Regions from separate parts of the Mus musculus genome. Here region 1 is linked to region 2. The links are chromatin loops, found by intact Hi-C in ENCODE. Cell type or tissue: heart. All regions are shown on one strand. Links, peaks and the distances in the headings refer to the core of each region. The heading gives the core; the rest is flanking DNA. Region 1 overlaps Jmjd1c (jumonji domain containing 1C). Region 2 holds the start of Nrbf2 (nuclear receptor binding factor 2).

Region 1 (11,991 bases), core at 2,189-10,188, 100 kb after region 2:
ATTCAGCAGGCTAAAAACATATAAGCAGCACCTATAAACTGCATGTGGATACTTTTAACAAGATTTAAAGAAAACCTAAAGAATTATTTGTAATTAGGTGAGGTTGCTCACCTCCCATAATAACAGCCCCAGGGAGGCTAAAGCCTCATAGGTTGTAGGAGAGTCTGGGCTATAGGGTTAGTCCTGTCTCGAAACAGAGGGAAGGCAGGGAAACACTTGTAAGCAATAACTTTCTTATAACAACAAGTTCTAAAAGTCAACTACTCTTAGGCTAACACTTTTTTTTTTTTTTGGGGAAAACAATTATTAAAAGTCAAAGGGGCAACTTCAGAGAATCAGCTCAGTTCTCAGGTAGAGAATTTGTCTGAACAAGATCAATAAAACAATTCAACAAACTATATAAACATTTAGCTCCTGTACTTTTGTTTTTATTAAAAAGAACAAAAATGACCAGAATCTGAGAGAAGTTTCTAAGTGTTGGGCGGGTGGGGGCACAACCAGCCAGTGTTAGCACATTGTTCTGAACAAGCATGCTGCAGGCAGGCCACCAAGACTTTATTCTTAAAAGTAGTATGTACACAACTTAACTATTCTACTTCAGATCCAAACTAAATTTTCATGGTGCAAATAATGCAAACAGAGGAGAAAACAACCATAAATTGGAGATAGCCTTTATCTCACCTAGATGCACATTTAGAAATGGGGAAGGGGGAAAAAACATAATAAGGCCTATAGTAAGTAAAGAGCACTCACAAAAGCAAATGGAAGCCCAAGGGGAAAGTGCCAACGCCTCTATTACTAAATTGGAACTAGCTTGAATTCTAGTCAGAAATGTAAGCCAAGAATAAAAGCTAGCAGTACCAAAAAATAAAACAAAATAATAACTACACCGTGTAAAGAAGAAAGAGAAATAACAGTAAAAGATGAATGTAAACTATGTAAGATTCAAAATAGGAAACCATTTCGACTCCAACTCCCTCACTGTTACAACTTCAGCACGGGCTCACTGCTCATTAACTGGTCCTTCCCATGGAAACAACAAGTAACTTTCTACTCTTTATAAGGAAAAAAAGCCAATATACTTTCATCATTTTTTTGTTTAACCCAGTTATAATACTACTTAAAACATTTAACTAGAAAAGAATCTGCAAGCTGGACGTGATGGCGCACACCTTTAATTCCAGCACTTGGGAGGCAGAGGCAGGCGGATTTGAGTTTGAGGCCAGCCTGGTCTACAGAGTGACTTCCAGGGCAGCCAGGGCTATACAGAGAAACCCTGTCTTTGGGGGGAAAAAAAAAGTGTCTGCATCAAATGTTTGTATATATTTAAAATACTGAAGTTAAAGTCCATTATTAAAACAATGTAAACATTTTTAAATTTAAAGATTGCAATAAGCTAGAAGATTAAGAAAAATAGGTTATTATTATCTTTTACTTTGCTAAAAGACAAGGAACTTAATTTTACTTATCACAGCATCTGCATGTCTCTGTCTATATATTACACATGCCAGGAACCAGCCAGAGCCAGAAGAGGGCATCAGCTCCCCTAGAGCTGGCCTATAGGTAGTTGTGACCTGCCTGCCTCCTGTTGGTGCTTGGAACTCCTCCAGGCCTCTGCAAAAGCCCCAAGAGCACTTAGCTGCTGACACATGTCTCCAGAGCCAGTACCTCCTGCCCCCACAAACACACTTTTCTGCTTTCTGAGACAGTTTTCTTATGTTGGCAAGGCTGGCCCTGAATGAGATCCTCCTACTTCAGCCTCCTACGTCCCAGGATCATAGATATGAATCACCACAAATTGTTTAATAGTTGTGATGAGTTTCTTTACATAATTTAAATCTATTTGTCTACTGGAAAACCTATTTCCCCTCAAGATGCATTTACTTACTCTAATAAATTAGTTAACCTCATAAACAAATAAGTATATGGCAAAACAAAACCAAACCCTCAAATACATTTATAGATAGGTGCAGCCCTGAGCCAAAGATGAACAGAAGTAACCCTGGTGTCTAGACAATTCTCCTCTAACAGGAAGCTGTGTTCACTCCTGTAATCCTAGCTATAGCCAAAGTGTTCCTGTCTCACAACAAAGTCCCAGCACAAATTTATTGCTAAGTAATGCTATAATCAAAATATACTGAATGCCCTGAATATGAATGAAGTTTAATGAACAATTGGTGTGCAGTTCCTTACCTGGTATGGCTGAAAGGCACTATCTTCTGTTAAAAAATCCAGTTGCTTATCTATAAGGAATTCTACTGCAGTGATAGAACTAGGTATACTATTTTCAACCAATGGTTTGAAGGTCTGTCAAAAAAGAGAAAAGTTCTAATGGTTATTTTCTGGTTGTATCCTCAAAGTGTTATACAAAGGGTACATGGCAATATAATGGTTCAATAAGGTCGTCATAATGGTATAACCTAACGTTTTTATTAAAACCATAGAATACTTTTTATTCATTAAAAAATAATTAAACACAACCATAATTAATAAGCTGGAAATTATACTGTATCATGCTATAGACTATTTCTGAAAGACTACCAAGCACACGTGTATGTTTCTGCTTAACCCTGAAAACATGAAAAGAAGTCAACCACATTCACCCCTGTTTACTCCTAACTAGAGATGTTAGTCTAATTTTCATACTGAGATTTTAACTGAGCAGAAAGCATCTGACCTTACCCCACCCCTGCCTTGCTCCCAGAACAACTACAGATGCAGTTACTTCAATGAGAGCAGAGGGCAGCAGGAGAGACCAGTGAGGAAGAGCAGTCCCCACCAGCCCTGTCCTGTCTCTAGCTAGCACTGTCACAAAGCAAGTCTGAGATCACACAGCAGGCAGTGAGGTGGGAAAGTTAGAGGAAGGAAACAAGGGCACAGTGTTTGTTTTCTTAAATGACTATCACCACACTCTCATTCTTAGCAGAGTCAGAGTCAGTCAAAATTAAATGTATTCATGTATCTACTACTGTTTGTTCTAAAAGCTTTAAAATGAAAAGAAAATTCTACCATCTTAAAAAGTGTGGCTTTCCTAAGAAAGAATCAAAATCTGAAAAATGCAATTAAACAACTAGGCTTCTAAACTGCATATATGTGTACCAAAAGAACATTTCCTCATGACAAGGCAACTTGGGTACCATCTGGACACAAAACAACACTGTTGACCAAGACAGTACGTATCTCCCAGATTCCAAAGCTGTTGGTGCTCCTGTCCACCCTGTCTTGTAGCTATTATGTCTTAAAGAAATACAAAATACTCTGGTTATTACACAAAAAAAGTTTCAGTTTGAAGGGGTTCTCAAAGAGCTAATTTTCTACACTTAAGAAATTCTTACCAGGAGTTAAGTGGATTCATTAGGATGTATATTTTAAACATATCTCATTTCTATTCAATTAATATTCCTGAGCAAATAACATTTTCCTTATTTGAAAAAAAATTGAAAAATTACAGTATGTATCTCTAGAACCATCCCCAAAACAAACAAAATCTGTCTCTTCCATTTATTTTTAACATTTATGATAATTGAACCTAGTTAGAATAACTTTCTACTGTGTCCCAGCCTAACCTTTTAAGTACTAGATGTTCAAAATACTTTGTGTGAGAAATTAACTTTCAAAATAGAAAATTCCCACACTAACTGTACATCTATCATTGCCTGCTACCAATATTTTCTATTTCTTGGGCCTAGATTCCTAATATTTCATATAATTCTATCATTTTTTATAAGAGAATGTACTCGCTTAAGAGTTCATGTTATCTGATTATATGAAATATGTTAACATGATAGCTATCAAGTTAGCGTATTTCTACAATGAAAAATTTTCATATTATACTTCTACTTGTTTAGCATTGGTAAATGAGAGAACACTGGCTCCTTCTCAAAAGGACTTTCAATCTTTGGACATTTTCTGTTTCTTGTCCAAACACTTCAGGCCAAAGCATCAAGGATAACCCCCCCCCCCCCAAAAAAAAAGACTGGCTAAAGATAAAATTCAATTTAGCAGGACTGGACACTAGCAACATTAGCCCTAAGTACCTTTTTCTTATGCAAATAATACAGGTGTTTTGCATCTCCTAAGCCCCAGTCATTTTATAATATCAAAAACATTCCTGCGAAGATCTTCTCCAGAGCCCTTTTTGCAAGGTGGGCCGGCTTCAGGGGTAAAATTCACCAACTTAACATAATTTAAATTACTCCAGTTAACTTAGAAAGAGGATTAATTTCTAGATAACACAATTCCTCAAAATTGAAGGTATTTAGTTGACAGTCCTTGGTAAAATCTGGCTAGTAAATGTGTATGACAAATAGAAAGGCTAATTTACAAGTGACCCCGTGTACAGCTCCATTTAAACCTCACATAACACCCTCCCCAACCAGAGGTGCTCTACAGTGCCTGTTAAAGAAACATTAAGATATATTAAATACAAATCTGAAAAGCAGTTAAAAGAAACCATGATTTCTTAAAGTGGCAATCAACTATGTAACCATAGTAATTTTTGTACTTAACACACATCAAAAATTAAACAGATTCATGTTAAAATGGAAACAAATGGATTTTGTAGCTTTAATAAAGTTTCTCTGCTGTAGGTGCTCTGGAATGTACAGACAGTAGAACTCATGCATAACTAATTCATGACTCTAAAGACATTCTATGAGGAACTTCCTCAGCCTAAGGGGAAGCAAGCCCAGTAGAATATGGCCCTAATCACAAAAGACTTGAATCTTTGAAACCCCAAGTGAAAGACACTAACTTAAAACTGAACATTTAGTTGAAACAAATCACCTTTTTCCATTTTGTTAGGGGATTCAGAGTTCTGTTAAGGTCATCTGTTAGTGTTAACCAAACTTTAAAAATAGCCTAAAGCCAAAATAGACCGGCTGAGAGCCTATATTTCTAGAAGGGCCTACCACGCTATAGGAAGAATGCTCCAACAACTGTATCCTGTTTGGGGCTCCACGCTGCGCCACATTCCATTCACATGAGGAAGAGGCCAACAGATGAGCCCTCCCCGAAAAATATTTTTAAATAAATCATCTACAGTTCTCAAATACAACTCAGCTGCTCAGACAAAACACGTTAAAGCTCACCGTTTAGTACTTAACAGGAAATTCACGGGGCTTATGTCTACAGCCAGAGTTTCTAACAATCTCCTGTTAACATTTAACAATTCCTTTTTCAGATTAAAAAAAAAAAAGATTAAGCTCATTAAGTACAAAACTATAAGTCTAGATCTCAACAAAGGAAAATAATAAAACTAAACTATCTAGGCCACATTTTCTAAGTCAAGGTTTAGCCTACAAAATAGAAAAAAAGACTGGAGCTACTTTGAAAGAACAAAGTCCAAATTCCCACCCAAGCAGGTCTATTGAAAACATAATACTGTTAGAAAACAAGTTGGGGGTGGGGAAGGGAATATATCAGCACCCCCTCCAAAAAAAAAAAAAAACCCCACAAAACAAATGCTCCAAGTCCCCTTAAAACACTGCTGTCTAATTTGAAACACATCTGCCAAAACACTCAAAACAATTCAGCTCCAGTTTTAAATTAAATTTTTAGTGTTATAAATGATCGTCAACACAGAAAACCTCTTTCTAAACAGTTTTAAAAATACTAAAACTAAGAACACTGAGCCTAGAACTATAAAAGACAGTGACCTCAATTCCTAAGGCTAAGAAGCAAAACCAAATGGAATAAAGACAAAAGAAAAAGGAAGCAGAAAAATACGAACCGTACTTAGTTCTTGAGAATTTTAAAGTATCTTTAAATCTCAGCAATCCAAGCCAAGGCTTTAAAGGTCAGTAAATATAGCTGGCATTTCATTTTGTTCGTGAGCAGTATTTTTTTAATCGAGCATAAATACTTCTTTAGTCTTCAAAAACAATCACAGGCAAATGGCTTTCAAACCAAGCATTTCTGAGCTCACTTGCAGCGCCGTCATTGTATAGGAAGAAAAGCCAAGACCACAGAACGAAGCAGAGGCTGTAACCTAACAAGCCTGTGAGCAGCAAATGACGATTTTCTGTCTGCCCGGCTCAGCCCTGGCAGTGCTGCGGATTACAACTTGCTCTTTGTCATCAGCACTGTGGTGTTAACGACGAAGAAATCCTGCAGCTGAAGCACTACCGCATCCTCCGATCTGGGTCAGGATAATTTCTCCCGAGGTCGCTTACATAACCAGCAAGATACTCCAAATAAAGAGAACAGCCATCCATTAGCTAGAGGAAGCTTTCCCACTGTACTGTCTGCATGGAAACACACGGCAGTTGCTTCCAACAGCGCAGACACCCAAATGAGAACGAGTACTTGGCTTAGGGCGCTCGAGAGAAGGGAAGAGGCGGTGCTCTGTAAACTGTAACTAATCCCCCGTCACAGGTGCTGATGGAGTCACTTCCAGCACGAGTCACATTACTGGTGATTACTCATTTGGCTGCGGCCATAGAGACTGGCTCATAATTTTAACAACAGACAAAGACAGACTAGTGGCGAGACGAAGAGCTCAAATTTACCGTCGCCTTCAAAAAGCAAATACAAAGTTTTTGCTTTCCAGAATTAACAAAGAAAGAAAGAAAAAAACTAAAAAACTTGTAAATATCAAGTTAGCAAAAATAAAGAGTATCATTATACTACTTTTAAAATAGTGGTTTGGGATTTTAAAAATTATTTTGCTATGTAACACTGTACAGTCTGAACAGATTATACTTAGAAATACACACATACACATATATTCGTGCAATAACAATGAAAAAAGAGACTGAATTTGAAATAGAGCAAGAAGGTTTAGAAGATGAATAACATACAAGAGGGTTTGAAGGAAGGGAATGGAAAGGAGAAATGCTGGAATTATAAAAATCAAAAATAAAAGAAAAACTTATTTTGTCCTAAAATGATCTTTTTAAAAAAAAAAAAAACCCCAGAGAAAAATAAGTTTTACTATTTGTGAAGCTGAGTGTCAATGGTTCACTTCTGGTTCATCCCCTTACTTGGGAAGTACAAGGACAGGAGTTCTAGGTCATTGTCAGCTACCTAGGGAGTATAAGGAAAGCCTAGCCTAAAAACCTGTCTCTCCAAAAAACACGGTCCCCCCACCCCCAAGGAAAAAGACAGAAAAAACTGAGCACTGGATGTGGTGATGCAGGCCTGAGATACCAACACAGTGGGGGATGCTATGAGTTCCAGGCCAGCTTGGGCTAGCACAACCCTGTCACAAGGAAACATGAAAAGATGTAGTCAAGTAAAATAAGCTGACATAAACAACAAGCATCTCAGAAGCACCCTACAGAGAAGAGAAGAGAAGAGAAGAGAAGAGAAGAGAAGAGAAGAGAAGAGAAGAGAAGAGAAGAGAATTCTGCTGCTCAGTATTGAGTGGAGTGGGTGACTACGCATGAGGGGCCATGGGGCATCTGAAATGCAGTTCACCGGAAGTGAGGTTTGTGTTGTCTGAACAAAACAAAAGAACTGCATGCTAAGATGTAAGATAAATCCACACTGATTATAATCAATGATACCTTGGTTACATTGGCTAACATTATCATTCCCTGTGTGTTGCTTTTTAATTTTTAATAAAAGTGTGAAAAGGCTTAAAATTATATGCATTTCTTTCTGAACCAAGGCACTGTTTTCTCACTTTATGAACAGAGGTTTCTCAAGAACCCAAGGACCAGAGATACATAATATGATTTGTGGCTCCTTGCTAAACACTAGGCCACATTCACTCATTTTTGAGTATAATCAAATGTTAAATCTTTACTACATAAAATAAAATGTTAGCTTCTGACAGAAAGGCTTCAGTGTTAATATTTACCTAAAATGTTTTCAGTCCCATGAAGAAACATACTATGAACACATGCAATAAAAATGAGAAAATAAGGGCGGGGCGGTGGTGGCCCACACCTTTAATGCCAGCACTAGGGAGGCAGAGGCAGGTGGATTTCTGAGTTCGAGGCCAGCCTGGTCTACAAAGTGAGTTCCAGGACAGCCAGGGCTACACACAGAAATCCTGTCTTGAAAAAACAAAATACAAAACAAACAAACAAAAAACAAAGAGAGAGAGAGAGAGAGAGAGAGAGAGAGAGAGAGAAAATAACATTTTACTGGATGTTAACTGTGAGGGTGAGACTGGGACTGACATAAAGTTATGGCCAACCTGGGCAAGACTGAAAACTTATCCCTAAAACCAAAAATGGACACAGAATAAAGATGGTACAATAGGCATTGATTATTCTAAGTATTGGAGTAAATATGGTTTTGTTTCACAGAGCATAGGTAGTACTAAAATAAAATACTTTATTTTACAGGTGATGGATGGTACTAAAATGTTACTTTAGCATAAAGTATTATATTAATGCTGTCAAGTAAAGATTAGATCACAATATACAATCCTAATAACTCATTCGTATGACATAGAAAACACATGGATAGGGAAAGCAGGCCACATATGTTACAAAGGACTACCACTGAATGAATATATATATTCATGAATATATATATATATATGGCAATCTCTTTCTAAATCCTGAACAACACAGAGACAAAATGTTCATATAGCTAAGTACATTTTATTCTACATTTCTAAAATTTAAACTACATAATAATTCAAGTCTATTATTTCACAGGGCTAATCTTGTAGTAATACAGTACATACTCAAGTTTAATTATATATACAACAGACTTTGAAATGCTGCAAGTGCTATCAGACCCCAACAGAAGCAGCAGCACTGAGAACCACAGAGTCTGCCCAACTGCCAGTCAGCCATTCCTGTGCCCCGAGATAAAATCAAAATAACTAACACCATTACTGAGGAACCAACTATCATCTTAAACATATTTTAGACTATATCTAGGTGGAAGAAGAAAAGTCAAAAGGCATCTCTAGAGAACTTAGCTAGACTACTCTTGATGCACAACAAAGATTCAGAGATACATGCAAAAGGCTGGCAACAAGAAATGTTGAACTGGGATTTAAAGTATTTGAAAATGCATTAATACGTTTGTTCTTGTAATCAATACTGACCAGTTTCTAACACACAGCAAACAGTGAGGTGATGACACAGGAAGCTGCTTGCTTAACCAAGGCTCCTAGGTTCTTATTCTTTAAAATTCATAAGGGAGAGAAACTCCAATCAGACACAGGTGAAGGGCTAGTCAACCCCCACCCAGCCCTCTGCTGTAGAATAAGAGGCCTTTTCTAGAGGCTGAGCCAGGCTAGAGGAAAAGGAAGCTACGCCAGTGGGCCCAGAAATGTACATCTGGTTTCCTTCCTTTTTAGCTGGTTTCCAGGTTACAAGCTGAATAAATCAACAGAACTGAGAACTTAAACAGTGACAGGAGCTAAAAGGAAGGCAACACTATCTGGCGTTCCAAAGAAAATTTGTTCTTTCCGATAATATAAGACGGCTGTACATGAAATTTAGGGTTAACTGGACATTTTTGCTACATTTTAGCTTGGCCTATAAAAGTAAAATATATATATATATGAAAAAATGAAAGCCTGGTGATTTCTCCAACAATAAAGACCAGAAAAACCCCAAGAACAACAATCAAAAACTTCTGTCAGGGATATAATCAAGGCAATAATACTAGAGAATGAACCTCTTCTCTGTCCAATGTCCTAGCATTAAAGACTTTAAAAAGGAACCTTTCTCAATCAATCAATCAATCAAATCATATGAATGAATAAACTAGTAAATAACTATTAAATTTAAAAACCACCAAAGACATATTAATAGGAAAAAAATAAGTGAACAGTCACATCTACAAAGAACCTCAACTAGGTATGGCCTTAGATTCTGATGAATATTTTTCAGTGTAGCATGTTTCTATATATCTATGAAAATATATAGCAGAAAATTTCTCTATCATGATAAATACCCAAGGGAGTATTTTATTATTCAATGTATACAGATCCTGCACACAGTGCAAACACAGAAGAATATTGCTTTATGCCTTTAGGTTAAGTGCTCCATGTGCTTCTAGAGGAAACAGACCCCTCTCCTCACTCCCTCAAGGGATCCTGAGCTTAGGTTTCTACAACCTACGTACGCAACAGTTGGTAGGCACAGTGGTTCCCCGGTAAGTCTAGCTCTGATGTTGGAGATGGATTCTCAGAGCAAGTAGTCTATAGCCATATTGGCAAGCTCTGAGTTTTATTGAAACCCTGATTTGAAGGATAAAGCAGAAAAGCAATCAAGGAAGACTCATCACATCAACCCAGACTTCTACAAACACGTATACACACAAGTGAATACACACTGAGAGATTTAACACAATAAAACAAAACAAGCAGAAACCCTCAACTCACCCTTAAGTAGTAGTAGCACCCTCACTCAAACAATCTATGCGGGTGTCCTATGTGCTTGGTTCTGATGATAAAAAGATAAACTAGGGGGCTAGAGAGATGGCTCAGTGGTTAGGAACACTGGTTGCTCTTCCAGAGGTCCTGAGTTCAATTCCCAGCAACCACAGGGTGGCTCACAACCATCTATATTGGGATCTGATGCCCTCTTCTGTCACACAGATATGCAGGAAGATAGAACAGCCATTTACATAAATAAATCATTTTTTAAACATAAATGAAAGAAAATCTTTTTTCCTAGAATAATTCATGTCATTTTCAAAAAATATGAACATCGATAACTTAAATAAAGGATAGTAACTTAGAAATTACCTTGGAGAATTAGTGTCCCTTCTCCCATTCTCACTGTGGCCTGAGAAACAGCCGTATTCTATTCTAATACCCAGGCCCATTTTTTAATTTTGCAGATATCTTGTCAAAGGTTTACACTAATGATGGTTTGAAATTCTATATTATAGCTGAATTTGTAATTTTACAAAATCTTTTCCTCCTAGATTTTTGTTTCTCTTTAAGATGCTGGAGAAGCAAACCCAGTACCTCACAGACTTTATACTGAACTCAGTCTCCAACCCTTCTCAGGCCTTCTGAGAGAAGACACATACTGAAACTCGAGTTGTTTCTAACTTCAGACTTCTCTCTTTCAGAATTGCCCGCATTAGTCCTCTGGCCTCCTAATACTGAAGCTTTACTCAATTTCCTCTCTCGACAACTTTGCAAGCTGCGGCAGTAATGTCATTAATCCCAGGATTCTGGAGGTGCAGAGAGAGTTTTCCATTGTAGGACGACATGAAATGAGTATATTGTTTTCATGATTGCAAGCATAGGGTGGCAGAGAGCAAAGTATTCTGCCATCTGTTCTATTAAACTTTAACCTTTGAACTTTAAATAGAGGAATGTGAAACTAAGATACTACTGGAGGCCTGACTTTAACCAATTTTTTTTATCAACACATCCGGCAAAAGGTAAGTTAATTCACTACAGGCTGGTTGCTATTCTACAGATATTGACTACTAGCAGTGTTAACCTGGGATGTGCATCCTTCAAGCTCACAGATGATAAGGGATGCCTATGAACATCCCACTGCCTGGGAGGCTGGGACAGGAGGGTACAGACCACTAAATTCACACATACTAGATTCCAGGCCGGACTGGGCTACAGTGACAACCTGTCTCAAAAAAATTGAATTAGAAAAAAACAACTGGAACAAGGAAGGGTCAACCTCTAAATGAACCAAGAAAAGCTTGAGGACAAGATGGTGCACACCTTTAACCCTAGCGCATGGGAGGCAGAAGGCAACCTGCTGTACAGGTCGAGTTCCGGGCCAGGGGACACTACAGTTAGACCCTGTCTCAAGAAGAAAACCTTACGTCCTGTGTTTATAGCTTACATTTCTAGCTATGTGAGGATCGGGTAAGAGCTCTGCCATCTGCTGTAGTTCCAAACACTCGCGTGGAAGCATTTCATAGTGTCAGAAACTAGGAAGCCAATGCACGTATGTGCAGGTGACAAAAGGGAACAAATCAAAGTTGAAAATCACTAATAAGCAAAGGCAGAAGAGTGTTGGAAAGCAGAGGCAGGGGCATCTTCAGTTTTAAGCCAGCCAGGTCTATATAGTGAGTTTTAGGTCATCCAAGGCT
Region 2 (11,991 bases), core at 2,075-10,074:
GTTGAAAGAGAACGAGGTCATACAAGGATGAGAGAGCCAAACAAGCAAAGCCCTGCAGACTGGGGAAGAGGGCAAAGAGAACTGGGCACAGACAAACCCGAGTGTCTCAGAGCCGGTTCTGGCCAGGCTCTGTGTACGTGTGAACATTCTTGGCCACAGCCCTGATGTCCTAACAGCCCGGGTTTCACCATCCGTCTACTGAGGCACCTGGAACAAATAAATGTCAGAGGCAAATGACGAAAACACGATAAAGTAGAGAGGCACACAGTGCAGTCATCCCTCTCCCTGACCCTGACACTTTATTTTCTGCTTTTTGAACCATGTGCCTACCTAGTTCTGAAATCAGACACCAGAAGACAAATCCTTGAAAGAGAATCTCGAAGGTAGAGAGAATATTTTTAAAAGTCATTTCAGAAGTGAGGTGTATGAGCCAGCGGTGGTGACAGGGACCTACGATTCTAGTGCCTGGGAGATAAAGGTTGGGGGAGAGGAGGAAAAGGTGGGAGTGGGGGATTAGGAGTTCACGGGCATTCTCAGCCATTCACTGATTTTGGGCTTAGGCTGGGTAACAAAAGGTTAAGTTGTCTCAAAACTAAAAAAGGAAATGAAAGGAGAGGAAGAGGGGCACCCATATGACCATAAGAGTGGAAGTGTGGAGTGAAATCTGTAAGGTCAGGTGAGGTCAAACACGCTCAGTGCAGTATGATGGCCACCAACTAGAAAATTCATCCTGCAGAAAATCCATACTGCATCCACAATGTCAGAGCTCAAGAGCCCAGGCTTTTTGGTTCAAGGCTGTGGTGGTCTGAATGGAAATGGCCCCCATAGGGCTCGAGAGGTGGCTCAGAGGTTGAGAGCACTGGCTGCTCTTCCAGAGGTCCTGAATTCAGGTCCTAGCAACCACATGGTGGCTCACAACCATCTGTAGTGGGATCTGATGCCCTCTTCTGGTGTGTCTGAAGACAGCTATAGTATACTGCATACATTAAATAAATAAATATTTTTTAAAAAGGAAAGGAAGAAAGAGAAAGAGAGAATTAAATAAATATTTAAAATATTAAATAAGTAAATATTTGTTAAAAAGGAGGAAGAGAGAGAGACAGAGAGAGAGAGAGAGAGAGAGAGAGAGAGAGAGAGAAAGGAGGGAAGAAAGAAAGAGCCGTCATCCCCCACCCCTCCTGTAGGTTCACAGGAAGTAGCCACTATTAGAAGGTGGGGCCTTGTTGGAGGAAGTGTGTCACTGTGGGGACAGGCTTTGAGGTTTTACATGCTCAAGCTACACCCAGTGTAGAACATGGTCTCCTGCTGCTGCTTACTGATCCGGATGTAGAACTCTCAGCTCCTTCTCTAGCACCATGTCTGCCTGCATGCTGCCATGCTTCCTGCCATGAAGATAATGGACTGAACCTCTGAAACTGTAAGTCAACCCTAATTAAAAGTTTGCCTTTATAAGAGTTGCATTGGCCTGGAGAGATGGCTTAGCGGTTAAGAGTTGCCTCAGCAGCTAAGAACACTGACTGCTCTTCCAGAGGACCTGGGTTCAAGTCCCAGCACCCATATGACTGCTGACAACTATCTGTAACGCCAGGATCTGATAACCTCACAAAGGCATTCATACAAGCAAAACACCTATGCACATAAAATAAAAATAAATTTAAAAAATTATTTTTAAAAAAAAGTTGCTATGGTGTCTCTTCACAGCAATGGAACACTAAGACAAAAGCCATTTTAGGCTACATGGACTATCTTAAGATAAACAAAGGCTGAGGATCTGTCTCAGGAGTACTTGGCATAGCATTTGCAAAGCGGCTCAAAGAATTAGTTCATTGCAAACAAACAAACAAACAAACAATCCTACTTTTGCTATGATGGTTCATCCCTGAAGCCTCCGCTTAGATTCTCAGGATGGTAGAGCAGCTGCCCTGTTGTAGGGTTTTACTGCTGTCAACAGACACCATGCCCAGTGTCTTATAAAGGGCAACATTTAATTGGGCTGCAGATTCAGAGGTTCAGTCCATTATCATCAAGGTAGGATCAGGGCACCATCTAGGCAGGCATGGTGCAAGAGGAGCTGAGAGTTCTACATCTTCATCTGAAGGCTGCTGGCAGAATACTGACTTCCAGGTAGCTAGGATGAGGGTCTCAAAGCCCACGCCCACAGTGACACACCATCTCCAACAAGGCCACACCTCCTAATAGTGCCACTTCCTGGGTCAAGCGTATACAAAACCATCACACGCCCTCTGTGTCAGTCTTGTCTAGTTAGGATGCCTTCAGGAATACAGAAGGACTGAATTGATTAGTGGTGTACAAGAGTCATGATATCTATGGAAAATACTTTTAACAGAAGCTCTGTGTGTGTGTGTGTGTGTGTGTGTGTGTGTGTGTGTGTTGCATGTATGTGTTCTTGTGGGTGCATGTACGAGTTCATGCCTGAGCTAAATGTGGTATCAGATGTCATCCTCAGTGGCTATTATTTTTTTTTTCTTGAGAAGTGGGGAGTAGGCTCTGGGGATCTGCCTGTCACCCTCCTCCATGCCAGTACCGGACTGACAATGGCAGGCCATTGCATCGGATTTTGTGTGGATGCTGGGGATCTGAACTCAGGCACTCAATCTTTTCTGGTGGGCATTTTACACACTGAGCCATCTCTCCAGCCCTTAAAGAGAATCTGATTAAGGCACTTCAGTGCTACAAAAAGCCTGGAACAAAATAGAAATGAGGGGGAGTCTGTATGATGGTACACATTGATGATAGCCTCCATTACTGATGAGGCTGAGGAAGGGGCAGCACTCGAGCTCAGGAGTATGAAGCCAGCATGGGCAATATACTGAGACCCCCAACACACACACACACACACACACACACACACACACACTACTAAAAACATATGAAAGAGAATGTGTAGCTTTAAGGGACTTCTCATGTACATGTCAAATCAACAGGTGAAATGTTTACAGATGGGAACCAGGAAGCCCTATGGTCTGCCACCAGCTATGAGGCCCAAAGACACCTATGACTTTTGAGTGAGTGTTTCTGCTTCTCTGTTTGAGAAACATTAAGCCAGGTCCAAACTGGTAGAATCAGACCTATCTACCTTCATTTGACTGACTCTCTCAGGTTTCAGTTTACTGAATAAGAGTATGAAAGTCTACTTTCATTGGCTTCCCCTCTGTTGAACTTGGTGGAACACAATGCCTGGCTGCTGTTTAACTTGGCTTTGTTCATCCTGGCTCCTGCTGGAGCAACTGGACCACTTGGCTCAGAGTCCAAGGAGCTGCAGCCTGCTGGCTTCCCCACTGAGCCCCACCCCCCTGCATGCTGGGTCTTGCCCAGTCTGGGTTGTAAATAGTTCCTGGCACATACCCTGGGGAGAACACAGTGACTAACAATAGCAACTCTCTTTTTAGCTTGAATCTTGTAGAACTTGGGGCGTGAACTTGCAAAAACCAAAAATAACCTAAGGAATTGCACCGGGTTACCCGAAACAGTCTATGTCCATTATTGCCAGCATCACATGTTATTCCAACAGAGACTTAACCACTGCTGGTGAAAAGAGAAGCAGGCCTATAGCCAGCCAGACCTAAATTTAAAACCTAGCTAGGCTGTTGAATCTTATAACATCAGGCCAGTCTCTAAGATGAGTCTGTTGGGATTGAATGAGTGGGCATAAAAATAATTGCTGGGGAACTGTCTTAGTTTGGGTTTCGTTGCTATGAGGAGATACCATGACCATGGCAGCTCTTATAAAGGACAACATTTAACTGGGGCTGGCTTATAGTTTCAGAGATTCAGTTCAATAGCATCATGGTGGGTAAACATAACACTGTCCAGGAAGGAATGTTGCTGGAGAAAGAGCTGAGTGTTCTGCATCTTGACCTTATTAATTTAATAAGATTTAACAATTAAATTATTTAAATATTTTTAAAAGTCCTGCTTTTCAGTTTCATCATCTTGGGAGAGTCTCAAATACCATGCCACCAGTCTATGTCACTGTTTCAGTTTCTTCTCTGTTGTTATGATAACACCTTGACCAAAAGCAATATTGTAGTGGGGGGGGGTGGGTTGGGGGGAGGTTGGTTGGTTTACAATCCCAGGTGGCAGTCCATCACTGAGAGAAGATGAGTCAGGAACTCAAGGCAGGGACTTCTTCAAGGTAGGTCTGCTTGCTATTCTCAACAGCATTACCTCTGATGGAGGAACTTACTTCACAGCCAAAGAAGCAGAGCAGAAACCATGGAGGGCACTGTTCTCTAAGCTGAGTATAATAATCTCATGGAGATTATTATAATAATCTCATGGAGGGCACTGTTCCCAAGCTGAGTATAATAATCTCAGCTAACACTTCTATACAGCTCAGGACCACCTGCCTAGGGATTATCCCATCCACTGGACCTGTGCCCTTCTACATTAGCTAAGACTCAAAACAATCCCTGCAGACTATCCACCAGCCAATCACATCCGGGAAATACCTTAATTGGGGCTCTCCACTTAGGTGACTCAGGCAGTGTCAGTTAAAGCTAATCAGGACAGCCATAGAACAAACTACCAGATACAATGGCTTGAGACAACACACATACTAAATAACAAATGCCATAGATCAGGAGTCTGGGCCTGGCCCGAATGGCTCCTTGTTTGCATCTTCCAAGCTTCAATCAAGGTAAGTAATTGGGGTCTGGTTAGTACCTGAAACCTTAGGGCCCACTTCACAACCCATGTGGCTTTTGAAATCATTTTAGATATATATGCTATATATTATTCATATTAAGTTATATATGTCATCTCTTCCTCCCCGTTTACAGATGTTGTACATTGCCTCTGCTCTTTCCTCGGCTGGCTTTTTAAGGTTTCATATTAAAAAAAAAAAATCACATCCCAGGGGGCTGGAGAGATGGCTCAGAGGTTAAGAGCACTGACTGCTCTTCCAGAGGTCCTTAGTTCAATTCCCAGCAACCACATGGTGGCTCACAACCATCTCTAATGGGATCTGATGCCCTCTTCTGGTCTGTCTGAAGACAGTGACTGTGTACTAAAATAAATTAAATAAATAAATCTTAAAAAAAAATCACACCCCAGGTGGGTTTCCTTTAACACCCAACCTGCGTCTCCACGTCCTCCAATATTACAAATTCTTAAAGGTACATTCATGTGGTTCTTTGAAGTTTTTTTCATTACAGAATTTGGTACTGTAAAACCTCCAGGTAAGGGGCTGGTGAGATGGCTCAGTGTGTAAGAGCACCCGACTGCTCTTCCAAAGGTCCGAAGTTCAAATCCCAGCAACCACATGGTGGCTCACAACCATCCGTAATGAGATCTGACGCCCTCTTCTGGAGTGTCTAAAGACAGCTACAGTGTACTTATATATAATAAAAATAAATAAATCTTTAAAAAAAAAAAAAAAAAAAAAAAACCTCCAGGTAAGCCCGGTTTCCTTCACACAATATGTTAGTTGTTCTCTCAGCTCCTCTCCATCTCCCTTTCTCCATAAACCATATCTACTTGCCAGTGGGTGCGGAAACAGAAAGACCTTAGCACAGTGATTTAGTACATAGTTGTTGAAGAACGGTTATACTTGGTGGCTTATAATCCTTCTTGCTTTAGAATTAGTTTGTGACCCTGGGGTCACTTATCTCTGTCAAATCCTCTCGGTGGAGTGGAGGTATGGTGGCACCTGCTCATATGCTCGACACAAGACTGCCACATGTACAAGATCTGGGCCACAGACTCTCTGCCAAAAGGCAAAAAATATGGAAACCTCCTGTAAGGCGGATCTAGTGCAGGGTGTTAACTTGGCTCAAATTTGCTTTTTAAAAAAAAGTCAACGGAGATAGAACAGAAACGGAGAAGGAGGGGTGAGGTACAAGGAGAGGACCTGAGAAAGCCTACGGGAAGGAAGAAAGGTCAAGCGTGCAGAGTGACCTTATTAACCAACTAGCCAGACCCGGCTCATCACGTGACAGCCGCCGCCGAAGTCTAGCAGAGCTCCCTCTCGCGAGGAGAGGGGCGGTTTTTGTCACTTAGCTGCTGCCCCGCCCCTAGCCCCGCCCACCCCATGCTCTCACCCCAGCCGCGCCCCCTGCCTCGCGCCGGCGCGTGGCGACGTCACGCCGCCGCGCGCAGCGACGCCGGGACGGCCCCCCGCGACGCGACGTCGGAGGCGGAAGTGGCGCGGCTGTCGCTCTTGGGCTCTCACTGCCGGCTCCGGGTTCTGCGAGGAGCCTCCTGCCAGCCGCCGCGTCTCCCTGCCCTCGCTGCCCCTCCATGTGCCCGGGCGCCGCCGCTCCGCCTCGGGCCGCTGCTCACCCCGGGGTTTATGGAAGTGATGGAAGGACCCCTCAACCTTGTGAGTGGTCGCGGGCTGAGTCGGGGACCGGTAGGCTGCGGGGAAACGCGGGCTGAGGGGGTCAAGCGGCACTGAAGGGGGAGCCGCGAGCTCATGGAGGGGACCCTGATCCCCGGGGCTCAGGCCTCTCCCTCGGGGCCCGTGGCATCTGCCCTGCTGGGACCGCGTCCCAGCGCCACGTAGCCGCCGCCTGCAGGCCGCGGGCAGAGTCGGGGTGTCGGGGCCGCGCCTCGCACACCGCACCCCCTCTTCCCTGCTGCCCTCGCAGCTGGGCTAGCGAAGGCCCCTCTGAAACAGCTGGATCGGAACCCCAGTCCACGCCCCGCAGCCCGGTGCCTTTGCTTTAAGGCTCACGAAAGTACCAGACGTGTTTGCCTTTCTCAGAAACACATACAGAGAGACACACAGGGGGCCGGGTCATTATTGTTTGGGGCAAAAAGGAACACACACACACACACCGCCCCAAACAACCCCACAAAACCCCAAACCTCCCACAGTTCTGTTCTAAGTGTGATCACAGGACATCTTCGGGTTTCCTGGGAAAAGGTTCATGAAATTCAGATGCAGACGTCTGGTTCCTTAGTGTTGCGGAGTAAAACTTTGCAAGTCCCAAGTCTGTAGGTGGTTTGCGATGATGCGGAGGGATTGAGAGCAGGACCGGGAAAGATTGATTGCTTCCTTTGGAACTCTGCCCTCCCTCCCGGCTTGGAAGAGCCTGGTCCGTGCTGTGCAGAGAAGCCAGAGTCTGTGGTTTCAGACTATGGATTTCTGGAGCCAAACTCCTGGATTTGAACTCGGGCTTAGTCACCTAATAGCCTCAAGAGACCTTGAACAAAAATTTTCACTTCATTGTTTTTTTTTGTTTTTGTTTTAACCCTCGTTCGTTGTGAGGATTAAAGGACTGAATAGATAAGAGACACGTAGAACTGTACGTTATGGATGGAACATTGGAAGAGTTAGTTGCTCCAGTGAGACCGTAGCCCCTGTCACTTAATGAGATTTGGGAGTGTTGAGCGTCAACGCTGGAGAGTGAACACCTAAAGCTATGGTTCCATCCCTGGCGCCAGGTTTGCAGCTCCGAGAAATCTACCCAAGAGTTACTAATTTAGACCCTGCGTCCGTTTCTAAGTGGATTACACTTCAGGCTAATGAGGCTACACTGGTGAGTTTTGGGGAGCTAGGGAAATAACCTCGCGCCTCTCTTGTTTGTAAGAGAATTTGTGTGGCCAACTATAGTTTGTAGTGAAGTATGGGTGGCTCACCAGGGAAACTCCACAGGAATATTATTAGTCGTAGCCAGCTGTTTACCGAGTGCTTCAAAGTTCAAGTGTCCTTGCCGAACGATCACTGGTTCACTTCCAGTTAGCTTCACTTGATTTGGCAGCAGGGTGTAGCCTAACCCTGGCTACCTGCTCCACAAGCGTATTCGGTGTTCCCTATGAGAACACTGAAACTGGGGCAGTGGAAGTTGGAGTACCAATCCCTCAGTCTGGGATAAAGGAGGCAGCTGGTGGCAATGGGACTTTTATTTAGCTACTGTGTGTTTGAGCCATGCTAGCTCCAAGCTCACTGTCGCCCAGGCTGGTCATGAGCTTAGCTTTCTAAATGCTGGGATTCCAGGCCCTGCTGAGGTTTGCTGTCTTAAATAGGTAAATTAGGAGGCTAGCACAATTCCATTATCCGGTCCTAAAATTTACGTGACAAATTTCAGAAATGTGGCAGTTTGAATTTTTAAGCCATTTGAGATTTTGAAGATTTCTGATTTTCAGCCTAGCTAACCATTGAAAGGTAACAGGGTGTTTACTTGAATGATTTAAGTGCATTGCAGAGTAGCATTGGCAAGCTTCTGTTAAAGAGGTGCTAGAGACTAGGGCTTGTGTCTGTGCGCGGGTCATTTCTGTGGAAATCAAGACAGCTTGGGAATGTCATTTCCCTCCACCATGTGGGTTTGGAGATTGAACTCATGTAAGCGGTGTGTGTTGTGTGTGTGTGTGTGTGTGTGTGTGTGTGTGTGTGTGTGAGTGAGTGTCTTTATCCACTGAGCCCTAGACTAAAGTTTTTTGAAGTTTTGTTTTGTTTCTGAATGTCAGTGAGTACACAGCCTTGTCTTCCCCCAACATGAAAAGGTAGCCCTAAATTCTGTGACTTAATGAAAGTTCTCGTAAACCATACAGTTCGTCATGGAAATGTACTCCAAATGCCTACTATGGAACTTCACTACTGTACCTGGGTTTAGAATCCCATGCCCTCAGAGCATCCTTGGGACTTAGTACAAGTGTGTGTGAGGTTTGCTGGTGAACAGGCCTAAGCTGAGGGGAATTAAATGATTGCTCAGGTCAGTCCCTTAAATACCCTGCATTCCAGCTTGTCATCACCTTCTAACAATGCTTTCCTATTAATGTACTTGTGGTTTTCATTTCTGTGTGCTCTTTAGAGTGGACTGTGTCACTGTGCCTCTTATTGTTAAGGTTATAGCAAGGAATTTTCAGGACGTAGAAGAGAGTAGATGGAATTCATACTGCATTTTAATATGTAGCTATTACAAATGTTCTAGCTTTCTAATTTTTAGAGTTGGTCAAGAGAAATTATACTTCCTTTGAGGGAAAATAGTCTTTCAATTCTAAATAAATTTGTTCTGTCCAGTTTTTTCCTTTGTGTTATATGCTTATTTGAGGTAGGGTCTTAAGAACAGGCTTCAGTGTGGAGTTCAGGCTTCAAACTTGTGATCCTCCTGCCACAGTTTCCTGAGTGTTGTGTTGACCAGCCTGTACCACCACACCCATTTGTTAATTTTTAATGTGGAAAAATTGTAACTTATAAAATCACTTAGTGTGTGTTAGGTATTTCTTTCCATGCATTTAATTGTTGGCATTCAATTGGTAGCAAATGAACGTCACAAGTTCCGTGAGGTGATTTCTAGCGCTGCCAGTGTGGGCAGTGATGTCAGGGTTAGTGTGCATGACTGTTGTTCATGCCGTGCTTGCCTGGACGCTGCAGGCAGTGCCCACGTGACCGCAGAGCCACACTTGTTTTGTTTTTTCTGTGTTCATCCTCCAGCTCTCTTGTTTTCTCTTAAGAGTGCTGGGAGTGTGGAGTGTTGAGTGACAGCAGCTCTCCTCTGCAGTGTTCAGTTCTTATCTTGCCTGGAGTGGTTAACGCTCTCAAGCCTCTCATCCAAGGAAAAAAAGGTTCATATCATGGGCCAAGGTGTGCTCTCTGTGCACCTGAATTTGTTGGCCTGGAAATAATGGAAGGGAAGGAAATCCTGTGCCATCTTCGGGGCTGGGCTTACTGGGAAGCACCACGGGGTTAGGGAGCTTGGGGGATGGTAATGGAGTGCTGAGTTGTAGCCAACAGTTGGAAAGTGGTAGGGCTTCATTATTAATCTTTCCTTAATAGTGACATGAGCTACCAGTTTTATAGATTATGACATAGAAATGCAGACTAAATCGAGATAGTGGGGTTTAGAAGGCAGAATCTAAAATAGATCATTGAGCTTTGTATTAGGGCATTATTTACCCATCTGCTTTACCCGCACTGAGAAGTCCTTATAGATTGATAGCAATTGGCTTTGTGTGTGGAGCTGTCAAACTGCTGTACAGTGGAAGAGCCTCTTGGGCTTCTGCAGAAACATAGGGCCTCTCACATTACACCTAAAATAAAGTCAAAATATAACGTTCGCTACATTTGAGGTGCAGTAATACTTAATGTTAGATGATTTTTTAAAAAATATGTATGTGAGTGTTTTGCCTTTGTGTATGTTTGTGTACCGCATATGAGCCTAGAGCCTTGGGCCAGAAGAGGTCATTGGGTTCCATGGAAGTGGAGTTTGAGACCTTATTGAGCCACCATCTGGGTGCTGGGAATCAAACAAGAGTTGCCAGTGCTCTTACTGCTTAGCCTTCGGTCCAGCCTCTGGATTTTTAATTAGGTATTTTTTTTCATTTACATTTCAAATGCTATCCCAAAAGTCCCTCATTACTCCCTCCCCATTTCACTACCCACTCACTCCCACTTCTTGGCTCTGGCATTCCCCTGTACTGAGGCATATAAAGTTTGCAAGACCAAGGGGTCTCTCTTCCCAATGATGGCCGACTAGGCCATCTTCTGCTACATATGCAGCTAGAGACACGAGCTCCAGGGGTACTGGTTAGTTCATATTGTTGTTCCACCTATAGGGTTGCAGATCCCTTTAGCTCCTTGGGTACTTTCTCTAGCTCCTCCATTGGGGACCCTGTGATCCATCCAATAGCTGACCATGAGCATCCACTTCTGTGTTTGCCAGGCCCTGGCATAGCCTCACAAGAGACAGCTATATCAGGGTCCTGTCAGCAAAATCTTGCAGCCTGTGGATTTTTAATACCATCAAAATTCACCAGATTGATTTGAAAGGTCCTATACTAGATTTTCACCATCTAACAGCAGATGGTGACAGTTTCCAAAAAAGGAAAAAGAAAAACAAGCTAAACTAGAAACTGATGGAAGGGAAAAGGTTATAACAAAGCAATACAAGGGGACAGTGTTGGTCTTCAGCATAGACGTGAATGAGAGCTTCAGATTCACCACTTGAGCCGTTACCTTACGATTACTCCTTGTACTGATTAGACAGGTGACTCAGTGCGTGTGTTTGGAGGTACTGCTTGATCCTTGTTCGTGGGAGCACTGGTGGACTGATTGGGGCATGGGGCTAATATGTCTCCTTTGGTCCCAACCAATGACCATACACGTCAGGAGTATAGTAGATATTCTCTGCCTTCTTTCTAATATTTGGAATGTTGTTTTTTTCTTTTCCTTTTGATATAGCACTCCAAGTCATAGATATTAATAGATTGAAAGATATAGGAGATAGTATCATTTAACTCGGAGTTTTGTTTTTTTGTTTGTTTGATGGTGGTGGGGGGTGGTGTTTCTTCATCCTGAAACCTGCTATGTAGACCAGGCTGGCCTTCAGCTGACAGAGTTCTGCCTGTCTCTGCCTTCTGAATGCTGGTACACCGTGCTAAGAAAGGTAGCCTTGAACTTGCATTTTTAAAAGCATCCCAGAGAAGCAAAAAAGTCCTTCTTGACAGTAAATTCATTCACTCAGCACCCTAATTGTAGTTGCTAGGATTTTTGTTGGGTTTAGATGATGGGAGTCCACTTGTCTTAGTTTAAGCCAAAAGAGTTATTACTCCAAAGAAAGGGGCAGGAAGAGCAGTGGTAAGGGTCTGGGAGCATGTGGGGAATCTCCTTTGATAGACTTTGAACTAACTGTTTCAGCCTTGTGTTTTCTGCCTGGCTGCTCTCAAACGTCCTGTATTTACAACCCTTTATGCTATGTTATACTTGCTTTCTGATTTCTGTTGTTGGGATAAATATTTAATCCCAAATCTGGGGTTTCTATCTTGCCTTTTACCACTTCATTTCGAGATAAAAGACACACACAACCTTTATATTTATAATAAGCCTTAATCAGCACAAGAGCAGGGCAGACCTACTCTCTATGATACTGGAATTTACTTCCCTATCAATAACCCAGAGCTATTACTTACTTTGTTTCATCTGTGCTGCTCTTAACTCCAATAATTCAATTGGCCAGCCCTCAGGACCATATTTTCTTGACTCCTAACCTATGGCGTCTTTCTCCTCTTTCTTCACGTCTTTCTCCA

What was found. Hi-C counts contacts between places; a loop is a spot of excess contacts. Peaks named below come from ENCODE experiments on the same cell type or tissue, not always from the same donor. Only the 100,000 strongest peaks of a DNase experiment are listed, where the experiment ranks them.
Region 1: a loop joins it to region 2, with 2.3 times the contacts of the local background. A loop is called at or near these places in 3 of 42 quality-filtered maps.

The regions. Positions count from the first base shown.
Region 1 is chr10:67,180,052-67,192,042 of GRCm38, reverse strand. Jmjd1c (jumonji domain containing 1C) reads right to left here. Exons shown (of 26, transcript NM_207221.3): 3 at 2,194-2,307. Among named protein-coding and RNA genes, the nearest start is that of Jmjd1c, 59 kb to the right of the region's middle. In heart, for the core only: a CTCF peak has its summit at 6,502; a DNase peak (open chromatin) is centred at 6,342; H3K4me3 peaks cover 3,340 bases; H3K27ac peaks cover 3,457 bases.
Region 2 is chr10:67,279,449-67,291,439 of GRCm38, reverse strand. It overlaps Nrbf2 (nuclear receptor binding factor 2), which reads left to right and starts at 6,159. Exons shown (of 4, transcript NM_001036293.2): 1 at 6,159-6,343. The coding sequence starts at 6,314. Gm46200 (a long non-coding RNA gene) reads right to left here and starts at 6,007. Exons shown (of 3, transcript XR_001779690.1): 1 at 5,920-6,007. In heart, for the core only: CTCF peaks have their summits at 5,040 (motif pointing left) and 6,544; DNase peaks (open chromatin) are centred at 3,309, 6,059, 7,769 and 9,369; H3K4me3 peaks cover 2,288 bases; H3K27ac peaks cover 1,506 bases.